Regions from separate parts of the Homo sapiens genome. Here region 1 is linked to region 2. A link is an interaction called in ENCODE POLR2A ChIA-PET data of the cell type or tissue named here. Cell type or tissue: Panc1. All regions are shown on one strand. Links, peaks and the distances in the headings refer to the core of each region. The heading gives the core; the rest is flanking DNA. Region 1 holds the start of CHST14 (carbohydrate sulfotransferase 14). Region 2 has its middle 11 kb from the start of TRS-GCT4-2.

Region 1 (9,196 bases), core at 213-8,212, 110 kb after region 2:
GGGTTCTTTGCAAATGAACGAAAGAACTGAGGAAGGAGAATGTTTGCAAATACCCCTGACTACAACCCCACCTACCCTTCCTCTAACTTCACCTTCCTATTCCTTCTTCTCTCTACCCCTACCTTCCATAAGCCTTCCTCCTTTCCTCCCTCCCATTTGGGAGGCAGACAGACCTGGGTTGGACACTTTGGGCAGGTTATTTATCCTCTCTGTGCCAGTTTCCATGTCTGTAAAACAGGATGACCCCACCGGCACGCGGCTGTTGTGAGGATTAAATGGGGTGAGTACAGCAGCCGGCCCCAGTGTTCTCCAGGTTCTCCGGTTCGTGCTGCAGGCCCCAGTTAGGGGGACTGATTAGCTGCTGTAGGTCTGGAGCCGCTTAAAGTCCCAGGCAAGGAGGAAAAAGAGGGTGCAGTAGGGGGGTCCTGAGGGGTCGGAAGCTCAGAGAAGGACTGACTCATTGGTAGAGGAAGTAAACCCAGAGGTCAAAGGGGCCCTGCCCAGAGGTAGCAGTGATACCCAGTGCTGGGCCAGACACAGTGTCCTGGCTTCTCCCTTGTCCCCACAGGCCTCTGAGGGGTCAGGTGTTGAACCAGCATCCAAAAGAACATCCACTGAGCCAGGTGTGGGGATGGGCCCTTTTATTCATTTTGTCTTCATTAATCCTCCCCTCTCCTAGCAATCTACATGAGATAGGTGTTTTTATTCCCACGACACATTGGAGAAAACAGAGGCTCTGAGAGATAGGCATCTGGTGAGGAATAGGGCTGGGACTTGATCGGTCTAGGTAAAGTCCCCAGAGCCAAGGGGACTCTGAAGAAGGACATCTGAGCCAGACAGGGGGTCAGGTAAGGCCTTCTGGAAGCAACATGGCCTGATGAGTCATAGTGGAGAGCCATAAGTGCCCATAGAAGCCCCCTATCCCAAATATGGGAAATAGTGTTAGTTTTCCTCTACAAAGTCCAATCAATAGCAAAGCTAGCGACAGGTAGCACCTGCAAGGGGGCCCTCCCTGCCTCCCTTCCTTGGGCCCCCCTCTTACCATAGCCTCAGGTCTCTATAAAGTACAGCAGTTCCCACTGGGGGTGTGTGAAATAGGGCTAACAGAGAAGGGCCAGCTCTGGCCTTGCAACTCTCCCTTGGGCCCAGCAACTCCTGATGGGCCTGGGATCCCTGGAGAGCAGTGGGGGCAATGGGCCATACTGAAGTCTGTCCTCTGCTGCTCCAACTGTATTCCTTCCACAACTTTCTCTGGACCTAAGTCAACAAGAGCCTGACCCTCACTCAACCTCCTTGCCTGCCTTCCTTGTAGTGCCAGAAAAAAATCTCCTTGCTCACACAAAAATTTTCTTTTTCATTTGAAAATGGTCCGGGGCCAGGCGTGGTAGCTCACGCCTGTAATCCTAGCACTTTGGAGGGGCCGAGGTGGGCAGATCACCTGAGGTTAGGAGTTCAAAACCAGCCTGGCCAACATGGTGAAACCCCATCTCTACTAAAAATACAAAAATTAGCCAGGTGTGGTGGTGCGTGCCTGTAATCATCCCAGCTACTTGGGAGGCTGAGGCAATCGCTAGAACCCAGGAGGTAGAGGTTGCAGTGAGCCAAGATGGTGCTACTGCACTGCAGCCTGGGTGACAGATCGAGACTTCATCTCAAAAAAAAAAAAAAAAAAAAGAAAGAAAGAAAATGCTCTGGGGGAACTTCTCATTCAACTCTTATTGAATAAGAGGAGGATCCCGTATCTCCTACCCACCTACTTTTTTAGGGAATAATACATGTAGGTATGCTCTGGACGTGAGGCCATTCCTAACTGGGCTTGCCCTTTGGTGACATCCCAGGATCTGAGTCTGTGATCTGGTATAGCCTATTAGAAAGCCCCCAAAGTCTCCATGGAATGGCAACGGCCCATTGGACCAGCCCAACCAAGTTATACCTTACTTTCTCTATCTACAGGCTGCCTCCCCTGACATGGGAAGACAGACATCGAGGAGATCTGCTGGGCCCACAGGAGCTCCAAGGGAAATCACAGAAATGCTCGCCTTATATATAAAACTGCTTTATTAAAAAGTCAGCTATTAGGAAAACAAAGCCCTTACAAGGGTTCTATCAAAAAGTACAAATTTTAAATAAATGCATCAGAAAAATGGCAGCCAGATATACCAGCCACAGTCACAACCTCAAAGGCCTTGTGGGGAAGGAAGGGAGAATTAGGGAGGAGGTTCCGAGAACTCAAGGAAGAGGCTGGGCACAGAGGGTCTTTGGGTGCCTGCAGAGCTGGGTCCTGGAGCTACCAGGCAAGAACCCTGCTTCCGTTTTCCTTTCCTTGGAAAAATGTAAAGAACTGGCAGGTGTAGGAAATTTTGAGACTGGAGCAGAAAGGCACAAAAGTCATTTATAAGGTATGATTGCTCACTCTAGTCCTGAGGCACATGGGGTGGATAAATGGGGGATCAGAGCCACAGGGTCCCTGGCTCTGGTCATGCTTGCCCCTGGCTGGTACCATCTCTGAGTTTGGCCACAGGTTAAATTAAGGTAGACCAAGTGGACTGCATAATCCTGGCAGCCCGGGGTCTGGAGCCAGTCTTTAGATCAGATGTGTTGCTTCATTGGCAAACTGGTGTCTGCCCCCCAAGAGATCCCCCCAATGAGGAGCAGCAGGTCTCCTGCCTAGCCCTGTCCTCTGAGTCACTGTGGGTGCCCACCCTGGACAAGGAACTTCTGAGGGCAGTCTCTGCCATCCAGGATCCTGAGAAGCCCCAAGCCCCAGAGCCAGAGTTTCTCCGAATGACAGGCAGAAGCACAGAAAGCTGGCGTTGAAACCAGTCCCCACCAGCTGCTGGCCCCACACCCATGGTCACTGCTGACACGCCTCCTTGGTGACATTAGGCAGTGGGTAGGCAAAGAGGGAGAAGTCCAGGATATACTTAGGCAGCACATCCTGCAGCAGGGCCCGGGGGGCACTGCACAAGTGGTAATGCAGGCTTTCGGGGCTGGCTGGCCGGTACCAGGCCTGGCGAGCTGGAAATCGGACGTGAGGTGGTGCCCGTACCCACTCCAGCACCTGATTTGCATCAGCCTCCAGCCTCTCATAGGAGCCCACAAAGTCATAGTGCACGGCACAAGGCTGGCACAGGTGGTACACGGGCATCCAATGCTCATTCATGCGCTCAGGGTCCTCATCCACCAGGTATCTCAGGAACTCGGGGAATGTGACATCGTCGCCTGCAGGGCTGGGCCCCGCTCCAGCCCTGTACCGCCTCACTATCTCAGCCCCATAGCGTTGCTGGTACTCTCGGATCTCGCCAAACTTGTTGCGGTAGGCAGAGAGGAGGCGTTCCAAGGGCTCCCGCACAAACAGGAACTTAAAGTAGTGCTGCAGGCGGTAGCGAATCTCCTCAGGCCGCAGGTCGGCCAGGAACACCAGGTCACTGCGGTGGTCCATCTTGAGGCGGACGTCCACGCTGTCCAGGACGCCTGCCAGCACCTTCATCACCCGCTTCCAGTTAGAGCAGGCCACCTTGGGGACGTAGCAGTAGAGGAAGCGGTAACGGTCACTTACGAGGATGTGGCGCAGCAGGGTGCGCCGCTGCCCCACCGGCAAGTCCCAGGGGTCCCGGGGCATGCCTGGCTGTCCGCACACCGCCCGCAGGGTCCTGTTCCGGACGTCCTGCCGCACTTGCAAGTCCGCGTCCCCAGCCCTGAGGGACAGGCCCCCAGGCTTGGGGGCTTTCCCGCGCCAGGCTGTGCCCTCGCGGCCGGGCGGGTGCAGGGGCAGGGGCTTCATCTCGGCCAGGATGCCCCGCTCGATCATGAGCAGCAGCCCGCTGGAGGCCACGATCACCGCAAACATCAGCATGGACGGCAGCAGCAGGGGCGGCCCACCCAGCCCCGCCCGGGCCCTGCCCAGAGGGGCCCGCCTCAGCGCCCGGCCCAGGGGCTCGGCGCCATTTGGGGCCGCCAGCGGGGTCAGCGGGCGGGGGAACATGGTGCTCAAGGGGTGGGGGCCTGCGCGGGCCCGGCCGATCCGAGGGCGGCCTGGAAGGCGGGCTCGGGCTGGGGGCGGGAGGAGGGTCTGGGACCGGGGGTAGTTGGGGAGGGGAGGGCAGGGGACAGCCCTGGCGCGTGTAGGGGTGGCCGGCTCCCGGGCTGCGGCGCCGAAGCGGGCGGCGGGCGGCGGGCGCGGCGAGGGACCCGGGCCGGATGTCCCGCCCGGCCGCTCTCCACCCCCGGCCTCGCAGTGACACAGGCGCGGGGGCGGGCCCACGCCGGGGGCGGGGAGAGGGGCGGGCGCCCCTGCGGGGCGCGGGCTTGGGAGGGCGCACGCGGACCCCTACCCGGAAGAGGGCGCCTGAGTCAGGGCCACCCCTGTCCTCTGGGCTTGGGGACAAAAGCTCCTGAGACCTCGAAGGCAGAAAAGACTCGAGGCTGCTCTCCTGCAGCGTGTGTCCTCAGGGAAGTGGACAAGGGGGATTCGCCACAAACTCAGGCCTGTCCTAGCCCTTCCTCCAGCAACGGGTCTGGAGGCAGGGAGGCGGGCAGCGCTCTCTCCGAGTCCAGACGTGCCGGAGGCTGGTCTTTCCAGCTGGAAGCGGAGCCCTCGGTGTGCTCCCCCTTGCCACCCTTAACTCCCTCCGTCCTGCAGGTCGTGGCCACTCCAGGAAGGAGAAGCAGAACTGTCAGACACTGACCAGTCTCCATGGTGACCCTTGTGTTTAGCAATACCTGGGGACTGACTACAGTGCTTGTCCACTGGGTAATGCTGAAATGTCTGGAAATGGAGTCTCCCCTCCTCTGCCTTCTCCTCATGAGGCAGTGGGATAACTGGGCACTCTGGGGAGGGTCTGACACATTGGTCCATCAGCTGCTGGTGTGGCCAACACACATTTGGAAGGGTGAGGAGCTGGGGGCACAAAACAGCAGGGAAACAGCACGTAGTCTCCTTGCCTGGAGCTAGATGTGTGCTCCATGGCACCAGGCTGGTCACTTGGGCGGACAGCAGACCCGAAGTGCTTTGGATGTCAGCAACCACCATTTCCCACTGGGAACCTGGCTCAGTAGCCAGACTTGGTCCAGCTATGTGCTTGCTGCCTGCAGAGAGCCAGCAAGCCTCTGAAGCAGCAGAGGAATATGATTAGAGCCCAAGTGTACTGAGGACAGCGCCCACTAAGTGTTTTATATTCATTATCTCCTTTAGTTGTTACAGCCACCCTGGCAGGGAGCTAGTGTGGACATTCCCTTTGTACAGCTGAAGTAACAGAGGCTCAGGGAAGATGTGACTCAGTATGGGTGGTTCTGAGTCTAAAACCTAAATTTCTAATCACGGCCCTTCAGAGATTAAAGGAGCATATCATGGAATGGCTAGAAGGGAGGAAGCAGCTGACTCGAGGGCGGACTGTACAGAGCAGGTGATGGAAAATAGAAGATACCAGTGGGAGAATGGAGCTACCAGTGATCAGATGAATTCAGAAGGGTGAGGGGACTTGAGGGATGAGGTGATACTAGAGGGCTCACTGATGACCCCACAATCCCAGCAACAGGAAAAGCACACAGATGAGCCAGGGGAAGGAACGGTAAAGCCTTGCAGCCTTCCAGCTCTCCAGGGCAGGCTCTCCACATCTGATTGCCCCAGTGCATCTGCAGGCTACCACCTGTCCATTTGCTGCACCAGAAGTTTGCGTGAAGGTTCTGCCTTGTCTACACTGCTCCTTGCTTCCAATAATCCTAAAGGTATACATTTCTGGTGATAGGATTTTCTATTAAAATCATATTTTCCAGTAAGTATGTCCTTTAAACCAGGAGAGGAAAAAAAGGCCTTAGACCTTTAAAAATCTTTTGATAATGTGGCCACATGTGCTCCCTTCTGTGTTACAGGGTAGTTTTCTGTGTTAGCAGTCAGGGTGAGGCAGGGGGAGTCCTTGGGCCTGGTACTTATCTCCATACCAATTTCTTGTCTGTAAGATAAGGACAAGCTACCACTCGCCTCAAGGGAGTCTTGTGGACACCACACTGAAGGCAGAGCTAGAAAAATCCATGGTGGTGTCTGTGCCACCAATAAATTCTGAAAAAATGTTCCTGCCCACATGCACCATGCCTTAGCAAAATGCAGAAGTGGAGGCGGGGCGGGGGGGTGCTGTGGCTCCCAGGAACCTCTATGGCCTTAGAGCTGCCCCACCTGGAACATGGTCAACACTGAGGCTTCCAGGCTGGGACCAGGGCTGGGCTGAAGCAGGGGTCAGCTGGCCGCAGACCCTTGGCCCCATGATGTGGCCTTCCTCAGCAAGCAAGAAGCACCAGCTGCAAGACACTGAGGCCCTAGGACAGTGCTGGCCAGTTACCCAAGGTGATGAGGAGGGATGCTTTTTTTTTCTTTTCTGAGACAGGATCTCACTCTGTCACCCAGGCTGCAGTGGTATGATCACGGCTCACTGCAGCCTCGTGCTCTTGGGATCAAGCAATCCTCCTACCTTAGCCTCCTGACTGAGACTATAGGCATGCACTGACATGCCGGGCTAATTTTTAAATTTTTCGAGAGACATGGTCTATGTTGCCTAGGCTGGTCTTAAACTCCTAGGCTCAAGTAACCCTCCTGCCTCTGCCTCCCAAAGCACTGGGATTACAGGCAGGAGCCACTGCATGAGGCCAGTGATAAGAAGGTATCTTTGCCATGTACCTACTTGGGGACCAATTTCCAGGTCACTGGTCAGGTGAGGGCTGGCAACTGAAGTATTTCACACAGACCTAAGCAGGCAGCTGTGGCCACCATGAAATCAAGAAGTCAACTCCAAGTTCCCAGTCCCTCTGTCTCCTTCCCTCACTCTCTTTTCCCTCTGCTTCCCTGCCCTCTTTGCTCATTGGCCTTGGTGAGCATCCATGCCACAGGGGTTAAGAGGGACCTCTGAAATAAGAATAGTGGGTCTCTCCACACCCACACACCAAAAGATGACAGGACACACAGGAAACGATCCTTTTCTAAATCAATACAATTTCTCAAATTTATTTTTTTCTTAAAGAAGTACTTCTAATCTCTGTCAAAAGGGAGGTGAGGAAAGGTCCTTCCTCCCTTGTAAACACTGAAATACAGATCTGGGAAACCAGGATCAACACACACAAAAAGTGCATTTTACAAAATATCAACTAAAATATATTTTACATGGATTATGCTTCCATTGAAATTCTACCAGCTGCATTTTCAGGTTCGAAAAAATATTTCCACATCTAAGAGATTTCAAAAGCATTTAAGTTCGGGGCAGCCAAGACCCTACCTCCTGGGAGGAGGGCCTTCATCTCCTTTCCTGCTAGGTGAGGCTGGGCTCCTTGGCAGCAAGGGCCCAGAATGAGCAGGCTCCAAGGCTGGCTCTGCAGAGCCCCCACTGCCACTCTGCCAACCTCATTTACTGCCCCATCCTCCCAGACAGACACCTTCCTCCAAACAGCTTATTCAATATAAGGAGATCCAAGTCCCTTCCCTTCAGGTTTGGGATCAGGCTTCCCAAGCATAAATTCACCTCTGAAGCCTCCAGGCCTCACCCAAACCCAATGACCAATCAGGAGCAACTCATCTACTAAGGGACAGGGCATGGCAAGTTGGGGGAGCCCTCAGGGTTCATTTCCACCTCCCTCTGCAGCCCCTGCCCAGCTGTCCTCACCCAGTGCCACCTCCTAAGCCTGCTGGGTTCATCTGCCCTTCCTCCCTAAGGGAAGACCCAGGGCTGCAGTTCTCAGCCCCAGCCCCTGCCCCCAGGGGTATGCCCTTGTGGAAGTGCTCAGCTAGCAGGTTCCCAGCACCAGGCCCAAGCCACACTGCACTCCACTCCCTCTCCCACCATACTCCTCTTTGGTACAGATAGGAAATAACCAGGCTGCTCCAGCCCCCTCACAGAGTCTCAGGGCCAGGGCCAAGGCCTAGTCTCCACAAGGACAACAGGGGACTGAGCCTGTTAGTCTACTCTGGGGAGCAGCATGAGGTGAGAACAGGGCCTCTGGGCAACAGGAACAAACTGAAAATGCAAGTCCTTAGCTCCTAGAGCAAGTGGCTGCAGCTCAGCAGGTCCGTGGACTGATACAGTGTTGATTCTTGCTAGGATGTAAATTAGTGCAATCTACAAAAGACTAGGGAAAGGGTGGCAGGGCAAGGGGAGCCACAGCACTCCTTTGGTTTGATTTCAGGTGGGTGTGGCTTGAAGAATCACGTGTGAAGTTCTGCAAGAGGTTTCCTGGAACCTCCATGTGTAAGGCAAGAGGAAAAATCTTCAACAAATCAGGTAGCAATTTTCCTTGCCCCCTGCCCCCAACCCTCTCCCAGCACCCATCTTCCCTCCCAGATATGACAAACCCCACAATCATCAGTTAACTTTCTGGGAAGCCAGACCCGCTGGGTGGCCGTCTCTGGGAGGTGGACAGGAGACTCCCACAAGTGGGCCACACCCATGACTGTGAGAGGTGGGTCAACTTGTCCCAGCACCAGTTGCTACTGCAGGGCAAAGGAGGAAAGCCAGAGAAAAGGCCTCAAGTCTAGGAAGAGGAAGTCAATGCTCTGGAAGCCAGACTCTGGCTCTCTATGCCTCAAAGGAACAAGCTCAGAGCTGTGCTGGGATCTAGGAAAGCCTGGTCCCAGGCTGAAGGGGAAGCGGCGGGTCACAGTGGGTGAGGTAAAGCTGGCCCCCACTCCCCCTTTGAGGGCAAGGGGGAGGCTACAGAAGGGCCTGTTGGGTCTGGTTCCTGAAAGACCTTGCCCCTCCTTCCCGCCCCCACCCTCCTAGGGCCCCATTTCCCTCAGGCTTGGCCCAGCCTCAGAGAAGACTACTTTTCGGAAATCTCCACCCAGGGGAACCACAGAAGGTACCTTGGGCCAAGCTGAGAGTTCTGATGCTTTTCTTATACCCTGGCCTCCCCAGCTCCCTCCCCTGGAGCCCAGAACCCACAGGGGCCCCTGCCCTCCCCCCCAAGAAAACCACAGGCCAGCAAACTTAGGCCTCTGTGGCCCCCTAACCAAGTGCTGTGCTTCAAGCAGTGCCCCCTACCCCGAGCCCCACTTGCCCATGGGTAGCCCCAGCATGGGCATGAGGAGGCTACTGGGGGTTCTTAAGGATGCGCCCGTGGCGGAAGTCATAGACATGGCGGCAAAGGAACACCAGCTCAGGGTCCGTGTCCTCTGGCACTGTGCGGTGGGGTGGGGTGGAATAGTCTGCAGAGGGGG
Region 2 (9,597 bases), core at 990-8,989:
ATCAGATATAAAGCTTTCCTTTTAAAATTCCTAACCTACTTTAACTTCAACATTTGGAATGTTGGAAAGAAAAAAGAACCAGAATAATTGCATCACTTATTATTTACTTGAATTACTAAAACATTTTCAAGAACCTTTTGTCTAGATGTCTTGGTAATGAAGAGATAGAAGATGCAAGTTCTTGGGCTCTTTGTGTCGGAGAGCATGCGGGGTCTAGAATTCCAAAGCCATGAACTGCTTTTAGATCCCTCAGTTCTTTTATGATGGAGAAGTTGTATTTGAATCTGCTAAGGCAAATTAAAGCAGTTAGTCATTTTTGCAAATTATTATTATTATTATTTTTGAAACGGAGTCTTGCTCTGTCGCCCAGGCTGGAGTGCACTGGCGCTATCTCAGCTCACTGCAAGCTCCACCTCCTGGGTTCATGCCATTCTCCTGCCTCAGCCTCCCTAGTAGGTGGACTACAGGCGCCCGCCACCATGCCTGGCTAATTTTTTTTTTGTATTTTTAGTAGAGACAGGCTTTTACCGTGTTAGCCAGGATGGTCTCGATCTCCTGACCTCATGATCCGCCCACCTCAGCCTCCCAAAGTGCTGGGATTATAGGTGTGAGCCACCAAGCGCCTGGCCCATTTTTGCAAATTATTAATTATTGCTTACCATTATAGTCTCCAAAATACTAGGTGTATGGTGTTATCTTTCCACCACTGGTGAAAACAACCCATGGTCTAGGCACTTTGGAGTAGCACCCACCAGCTGTGTGAAGGTCAAATGGATCTTAAAGAGTTGTGCAGTGGGACTGAAAGAGGAGAGTCACTATTTCAGAGATAACCAAATGTTAAAAAAAAGAGGTGAGATATTTTAATATTTGTTGTTTAAAAGTTTTATCTTGATAGTATTACACAATTATACAATACATACATACGTAATGTAATATGCATGTACAGTTTAAAAATAACAATAATAAGGCCAGGTGCAGTGGCTCACACATGTAATCCCAGCACTTTGGGAGGCCAAGGTTGGGGACGATCGCTTGAGGCCAGTAGTTCGAGACCAGCCTAGGTAACACAGTGAGACTCTGTCTCTACAAAATATTAAAAATTAGCCAGGTGTGGTGGTATGCACCCATATTCTCAGCTACTCAAGAGGCTCAAATGGGTGAATCACTTGAGCCCAAGAGTTCCAGACAGGCCTGGGAAACATGGCAAAACCCTGTCTCTACCAAAAATGCAAAAATTAGCTGGGTGTGCTGGTGTGTGCTGCGGTCCCAGCTACTCAGGAGGCTGAAGTGGGAGGATCACTTGAACCTGGGAGGTCGAGAGTACAGTGAGCCATGATCGTGCCACTGCAATCCAGCCTGGGCAACAGAGCAGGACCTTGTCTCCGAAAAAAAAAAGAAAGAAAGAAAGAAAGAAAAAAACAGCAATGCTGTATATACACCACCCAGCTTGAGAAATAGAACATTACCAGCCCCTTTGTTTCTTTTTTAAAAAATGATTTTTAATTATTTTAATTTTTTTTTCCTACCCTCTTGGCAGGTGGCAGATTACTAGCACCTTTGATGCTTCCTGTGTGTCCCTTCCTGGAGGCATCCTCCCACCAAAAAGATAACTACTTTGGCCGGGCACAGTGGCTCACGCCTGTAATCTCAGCACTTTGTGAGGATGAGGCAGGCAGACCACGAGGTCAGGAGTTTGAGACCAGCCTCACCAATATGGTGAAACCCTGTCTCTACTAAAAAAAAAAAAAATACAAAAAATTAGCCAGGCGTGGTGGCGGGCGCCTATAATCCCAGCTACTCGGGAGGCTGAGGCAGGAGAATCGCTTGAACCTGGGAGGCGGAGGTTGCAGTGAGCCAAGATCCCGCCACTGCACTCCAGCCAGGGAGACAGAGTGAGACTCCATTTCCAAAAAAAAAAAAGGTAACTACTTTTTGTTTGTTTGTTTGTTTGTTTGTTTGAGACGGAGTCACACTCTGTCGCCCCCGGCTGGAGTGCAGTGGCGCGATCTCGGCTCACTGCAAACTCCGCCTCCCGGGTTCATGCGATTCTCCTGCCTCAGCCTCCCGAGAAGCTGGGATTGCGGTGCATGTCACCACGCCTGGCTAATTTTTTGTATTTGTAGTAGAGACGGGGTTTCACCGTGTTAGCCAAGATGGTCTCGATCTCCTGACCTCGTGATCCACCTGCCTTGGCCTCCCAAAGTGCTGGGATTACAGGCGTGAGCCACCGTGTCTGGCAAAGATAACAACTTTTCTGAATTTCATGTTAATCATTCTCTTGTTTTTCTTACCAAATATACATATTTATACATATTTGTAGTCTTAAATATGTTTTGTCTGTTTTTTAATTTTATATAATGTATTCATTTTATATAACGTATTCATCTGTAACTTCTGTCACTGGACACTGTTTTATCCGTATAATTCGTTCATTTTCACTGCTGATTAGTTTGCAATTATCTGAACATACAATTAGGTATCCATTCTCTTATTGATGGATATTTTTGTTATCTCCAGTCTTTTGCTGCAAGAACACTGCTGTGACTGTTTTTATATGTCTCTTGGGGCACATGTACAAGTGTTTCTGTAGGTAGATAGCTAGAAGTAGAGTCATTGGTTATGTGTGTGTTCAACTTTAGTAGGCAATTCTTAACTGTTTTCACCTAGTTAATGGTTGACAAAAATGTTGCAGTTTTGAAAACGTGGACAAGCTTCAAATGAAAAGAAGAGGATGACAGAGGACTTGGAGGGGAAGAAAACAAAAATCATAATCATAGACAATATTGTTCACCATGTACAAGACAGTGTTCTAAGCAGAATGAGTGCCTTTGGTGATGATACCTCGTCAGGACCACAGTAAACTTACCCAACTAAAAACTGGTCACATTCCATGGCTGTTCTGCTTCTGTCTTTGGTTTTCAATAATCCTATGTTCTAGAATATGTGAGTCTTGAGGATCAATCATCCAAACCTCGAAAAGGCTTTGAAATCAGTCCATTTTCTCTAAAGTCTTTGGAAGCAAGATTGACTCAAGCAAGTCTAGGTCATCCGTGAAAAGATACAGACATTCAGGGAAACCCATGGTTCCAACCCTGACTGGAAACAATGCCAACTTTGAAAAATGCAGCTGCTGGACCAGCTGCATTTTCAGTTGCTGCATTCAGCTGCCTCAGCCTCTCACATGACTGGACAGAATGAAAATTGGTATAATCTTTTTGGAGGGCAGTTTCCTATTACCTATTTATATTTAAAGCCATTGACCCCATAATTACACTAAAAAACTGTCCTGTAGAAACTATGCTACAAGTGTGGAAGGGTATATAAGGATGTTTACTATGGCCTGAGAATAGTGAAAAACTGCAAACACCTAAAATTCCAGCAACAGAAGATAGATTGTAGTACAATGGAACACAATGCAGCTATAAAAAAAAAAATCGGCTGGGCGCGGTGGCTCACGCTTGTAATCCCAGCACTTTGGGAGGCCGAGGCGGGCGGATCACGAGGTCAGGAGATCGAGACCACGGTGAAACCCCGTCTCTACTAAAAAAAAAAAAAAAAAAAAATTAGCCGGGGGTGGTGGCGGGCGCCTGTAGTCCCACCTACTCCGAGAGGCTGAGGCAGGAGAATGGCGTGAACCCGGGAGGCGGAGCTTGCCGTGAGCTGAGATCGCGCCACTGCACTCCAGACTGGGGCGACAGAGCGAGACTCCGTCTCAAAAAAAAAAAAAAAAAAAAAATCAAGGCTGGGCACCGTGGCTCACGCCTGTAATCCCAGCACTTTGGGAGACTGAGGCGGGCAGATCACGAGGTCAGGAGTTGGAGACCAGCCTGGCCAATATGGTGAAACCCCGTCTGTACTAAAAATACAAAAAAAAAATTAGCCGGGCGTGGCGGCGTGTGCCTGTAGTCCCAGCTACTCCGGAGGCTGAGGCAGGAGAATTGCTTGAACCCAGGAGGCGGAAGTTGCAGTGAGCCAAGATTGCGCCACTGCACTCCAGCCTGGGTGGCAGAGACTCCGTCGCAAAAAAAAAAAAAAAAAAAATCCAAAAAATCAAGTTACAGAACAATTTGCATGGCATGATCTCATTTTTATTTTTATTAAAGGAAATACATATAGATTTTTGTATCTATGAATAGAAAACAGGCAGGAGAACCCTTTATTTTTATCATTATTTTCCCCCCTCCCCATTACCGCTAGAGGGTCTTGACTGCAAGTTGTCCAGGTTCTTGGCATTTTGAACAAAGAATAGGACAAAATGCACAGCAACGCAAGGAAAGAATGAAGCAACGAAAGGAACGAAATGAAGGCAGGGATTTATTGAAAATGAAAGTACACTCCACAGTGTGGCAGTGGGCCAAGCAGTGGCTCAAGGGCCCCCAATACAGAATCTTCTCGGGTCCAAATAGCCCCTAGAGGTTTCCCGTTGGCCACTTGGTGTTCACCTCATGGTTGCAAAGGCAACCAATCAGAGGCTAAACTGAAGTTACAAAGTTGCACTTCTATGCAAAGGAAGACTTGGCCAGCAATCAGTTTGATTGGTTGCAGACAACAACCAATCGGAGGCTGAAGTGATGTTACAAAGGTCACAGTCCCATGGAAACATCTGATCGATTGCAAAAAGCAACCAATCAGAGGTACTTTCAATTTCCCATCTGCGGGGCAGAAAAGTTGGGGGTTTGCAAAGGGAGTAACCTCTGGTCCTTTTGTTATTAGGAGTGGACAGTTAGGGCTTTCCTATCAATTTAGTTCTAGGAAGTCAGTGTGAAATGGCCTTAGGTTCCCTGCCTCCAGACCTTGTTCTGCCTCACCCCCACCCCTTTGGGACCCCTTAGTTATTAATAGTGGTTACCTCCAGAGCAGGGGTGAGGGAAGGGGGCTATAATAAAAGTTTTAAAAGGATACTTTTTTTTTTTTTCTGTAGAGCCAGAGTCTTGCTCTCTCGCCCAGGCTGGAGTGCAGTGGCGCGATCTCGGCTCACTGCAACCTCTGCCTCCCGGATTCAAGCAATTCTCCTGCCTCAGCCTCCTGAGTAGCTGGGACAACAGGCGCACGCTGCCACGCCCAGCTAATTTATTTTGTATTTTAGTAGATACAGGGTTTCACCGTGTTGCCCAAGCTAGTCTGGAACTCCTGAGCTCAGGCGATCTGCCCGCCTTGGCCTCCCAAAGTGCTAGGATTATAGGCATGAGCCACTGCACCCAGCCAAAAGGATACCATTTTATAAGGATAAAAAACACATTCAAGAACAGCCAACTGTTCAGCATAGCAAAGGACAACTAGATTCAACCTGGGCTCCTTATAGGTAGTACTTTTGTCACAGGTTTTGTATTAACATTCCAGTGAGAGGTGAAGTCAGCAGGACTTCCTGGGTCAGTGGGGACTTGGAGAACTTTTCTGTCTAGCTAGAAGATTGTAAACACACCTATCAGCCCTCTGTAAAAATGCACCAATCAGCGCTCTGTGTCTAGCTAAAGGATTGTGAATGCACCAATCAGCACTCTGTAAAAATGCACCAATCAGCCCTCTGTGTCTAGCTAAAGTATTGTAAATGCACCAATCAGCACTCTGTAAAATGGACCAATCAGCACTCTGTAAAATGGACCAATCGGCAAGACATGGGCAGGGACAAATAAGGGAATAAAAGCTGGCCACCCCCACCCCCTCCAAAAGCCAGCAGCAGCAATCCACTGGGGTCCCCTTCCATGCTGTGGAAGCTGTATTCTTTCGCTCTTCACAATAAGTCTTGCTGCTGCTCACTCTTTGGGTCCGTGCCACCTTTGAGAGCTGTAACACTCACCCGAAGGTCTGTGGCTTCATTCTTGAAGTTAGGGAGACCAAGAACCCACCCGAAGGAACGGACACACTAGCACCTAGCACAGCATTTAATTAACACAGAGAGACCAATTGCTTGATTAGTATGTGCAAGATAGAAGAACACACATGCACACACACACACACACACACCCTGCTTTTTAGGCATCTGCAGACTAGTGGAGTAATTGTAGTTAGGAACTCTTGTTTTGTGTAGAGATCCTTTGAAGCAATGGCACCCAATAGAACTTTGCTAGGTGATGGAACTATTCTATGTCTGTGCTGTCCAATATGGTGGTCACTAGACCAAGTGGCTTTGAACACTGGGAATGGGGCAAATACAGCAGAAAAACTGCATTTTGTTTCATTTTTATTTTTATTTATTTTGAGACGGAGTCTCACTCTGTCCCCAGGCTGGAGTGCAGTGGCACGATCTCAGCTCACTGCAACCTCTGTCTCCCGGGTTCAAGCAATTCTCTGCCACAACCTCCCGAGTAGCTGGGATTACAGGCACCTGCCACCACGCCCAGCTAATTTTTGTATTTTTAGTAGAGACCAGATTTCATCCTCTTGGCCAGGCTGGTCTTGAACTCCTGACCTTGTGATCCACCCGCCTCGGCCTCCCAAAGTGCTGGGATTACAGGCGTGAGGCTCCGCACCTGGCTTATTTTTATTTTTATTTTTTTTGAGACAGAGTCTTGCTCTGTAGCCCAGGCTGGAGTGCAGTGGCACGATCTCAGCTTACGGCAACCTCTGCCTCCTGGGTTCCAGAGATTTGCCTGCCTCAGCCTCCCAAGTAGCTGGGATTACAGGCACCCGCCACCATGCCCAGTGAATTTTTTGTATTTTTAGTAGAGACAGGGTTTCACCATGTTGCCTATGCTGGTTTCGAACTCCTGAGCTGAGGCATTCCACCTGCCTCAGTCTCCTAAAGTGCTGCGATTACAGGCATGTGTCACCATGCCCGGCCTGCATTTTATTTTATGAGACAGAGTCTCACTCAGTTGCCCAGACTGGAGTGCAGTGGCACGATCTCAGCTCACTGCAACCTCCACCTCCTGGCTTCAAGTGATTCTCCTGCCTCAGCCTCCTGAGTAGCTGGGATTACAGGCACATGCAACCATGGCTGGCTAATTTTTGTATTTTTCATAGAGACAGGGTTTTACCATATTGGCCAGGCTGGTCTCGAACTCCAAGACTCAAGTGATCCACCCGCCTCGGCTTCCCATGCATTTTAAATTTTATTTAATTTTAATTAAATAGCCATATGTTGCTAGCATTGGACAACGCAGCTTTAAAAGATCTGTTGAGAAATTAATATATAGACTCTCCTCAGAAAAGTATACACATATACCAAATTTTACATAAAATTTCAAGAGATCCAGGGATCCTCTCAAGCCCATCCATGTGTCTCTAGCTCAAGAACCTCTGAAATAATGAGAATAGGATAAACAGCACTAGAGAGGGTAAAATTCAGAACTTAAGAGGTGAGATGGAAAATGGGCAAATGCTAATGCTCCCATTCAGAACCCTGGGATCCTGGAAGGAATCACACTAGGTGTGCCTCCCTCCTTCTCCTGTCACACAGAACATTTACCACATTGTTTACTGTTTACTTTCCCACATTGTGCTGGACATTCGGACTGTATACTTCATAAGAGTGGAGACCTTATCTGTCTTACTCACCATTATATACCCAGAGCCTAGTGTGAATCCAGCACATAGTTGGCTCTCAAATATCTGCCATATGAATTCATTTTATTGGATATCTCATTCTTCCCAGTCCTAGGACCCCACAGCTCCTGAGTTATGGAGGGTCTCAGTGATAAGGAGAGTTGGCTGGCTCATGGAATGGAGATAGGGTTTTCTTGAAGCTGAGCAAATACTCAGATTCATGAGAATCCCCTATCACTGGTGTGATATACAAGCCACTGAAAGGCTTCAATAGGCCAGGTGCGGTGGCCGGCGCCTGTAATCCCAACACTTTGGGAGGCCGAGGTGGGCGGATCACCTGAGGTCGGGAGTTTGAGACCAGCCTGACCAACATGGTGAAACCCTGTCTCTACTAAAAATACAAAAATTAGCTGGGCGTGGTGTGCACCTGTAGTCCCAGCTACTCGGGAGACTGAGGCAGGAGAATTGCTTGAACTCGGGAGGCGGAGGTTGCGGTGAGCTGAGATTGCGCCACTGCACTCCAGCCTGGTAACAGAGCAAGACTCCGTCTCAAATTTAAAAAAAAAAAGGCTTCAATAGTAAGTGATAGGGAGACATATACTAGAGCCCCAGGGTTAAACGCTCTCCTTGGGTGTCTCCTCCTCTGTCTTTTCGAGTTCTAGAATATGACCACCTTCTCTCAAATTGTCCCTCTATCTGGAATCCTCTTATATCTCTAGTAGGCAAATTCTAACTCACTGTTAAATGCCTCTTTCTCTGGGAAATCTATGCTAGTACTTCCAGACAGAATTATATCATATTTCCACTGGTTCCCTTTGTACTTGCACATTTCATCATGTGTGTTCTAACAGGGCAGGGGCCAGCCATTCATCTCTGTATCCCAGCAATAAATAATGTTTGGCATATAGTAGGTGGTTAACGACCAATATGAACCACTAAAAGAATATAAACACAATTGCTTTCCCCGCCTACACTACTTCTGCTCCATATGTTCTGGTCAAAGGCAATGGATTCGGTATGAATAAGCCTTTGTTATTCACCATGAAGTTACCTGAAAACAAAAATCCATGGTTCTCTTTATGAGTACTCCAACGAAATAGGAAATACATGACAGGTGTACAACAGAAGGAACAGGAAAGAAAAGGTTTCTGCCTGAGCAGAAGTCAAAGGGCTGTCCAGGCAGAAATGCAGGGCAAGAAACAAGCAGAAATGCAGGGCAAGGGCCAGGCGCGGTGGCTCAGGCCTGTAATCCCAGCAATTTGGGAGGCCAAGGTGGGTGGATCAGCTGAGGTCAGGAGTTCAAGACCAGCCTGGCCAACATTGGGAAACCCAGTCTCTACTAAAAAACACAAAAATTAGCTGGATGTGGTGGTGGGCGCCTGTAATCCCAGCTACTCAGGAGGCTGAGGCAGAAGAATTGCTTGAATCCAGGAGACGGAGGTTGTAGTGAGCCGACACAGTGCCACTGCACTCCAGGCTTTGCGACAGAGCGAGACTCTGTCTCAAAAAGAGAAAAAAGGCCGGGCGCAGTGGCTCACGCCTGTAATCCCAGCACTTTGGGAGGCCAAGGCAGGCAGATCACGAGGTCAGGAGATCGAGACCATCCTGGCTAACACGGTGAAACCCTGTCTCTACTAAAAATACAAAAAATTAGCTGGGCGCAGTAGCAGGCACCTGTAGTCCCAGCTACTCGGGAGGCTGAGGCAGGAGAATGGCATGAACCCAGGAGGCAGAGCTTGCAGTGAGCCAAGATCACGCCACTGCACTCTGGCCTGGGTGAAAGAGCGAGACTCCACCTCAAAAAAAAAAAAAAAAAAGAAAAGAAAAAGAAAAAAAAATGCAGGGCAAGAACATCCTCAGTATGGTAAAGGGCATTTATGAAAAGCCCAGAGGTAACATCACACACAATGGTGAAAGACTGAAAACTATCCGCCTAAGATAAGGAGCAAGACAAGGAGACCCACTTTCCCTATGCTATTTCTATTCAACATTGTACTGGAAGTTCTATCCATAGCAATTAGACAAGAAAAAGAAACAAAAGGTATCCAAATGGGGAAGGAAGAAGTAACATTATCTCTATTTGCAGATGACATGGATTATATATATATATAT

What was found. Peaks named below come from ENCODE experiments on the same cell type or tissue, not always from the same donor. Only the 100,000 strongest peaks of a DNase experiment are listed, where the experiment ranks them.
Region 1: POLR2A ChIA-PET joins it to region 2 with 7 read pairs; 5 of 35 experiments call an interaction of 5 or more read pairs at or near these places.

Annotation. Positions count from the first base shown.
Region 1 is chr15:40,466,003-40,475,198 of GRCh38, reverse strand. BAHD1 (bromo adjacent homology domain containing 1) reads right to left here. Exons shown (of 7, transcript NM_014952.5): 7 at 6,963-9,196. The coding sequence ends at 9,069. CHST14 (carbohydrate sulfotransferase 14) reads right to left here and starts at 4,215. Exons shown (of 1, transcript NM_130468.4): 1 at 2,041-4,215. The coding sequence starts at 3,985. The coding sequence ends at 2,855. RefSeq lists enhancers at 2,448-3,351, 4,634-4,743 and silencers at 3,804-4,053, 4,104-4,343. In Panc1, for the core only: no CTCF peak of the experiment used is centred there; no DNase peak of the experiment used is centred there; H3K4me3 peaks cover 1,996 bases; H3K27ac peaks cover 1,837 bases.
Region 2 is chr15:40,577,916-40,587,512 of GRCh38, reverse strand. No RefSeq gene overlaps it. Among named protein-coding and RNA genes, the nearest start is that of TRS-GCT4-2, 11 kb to the left of the region's middle. In Panc1, for the core only: no CTCF peak of the experiment used is centred there; a DNase peak (open chromatin) is centred at 4,545; H3K4me3 peaks cover 1,975 bases; H3K27ac peaks cover 1,156 bases.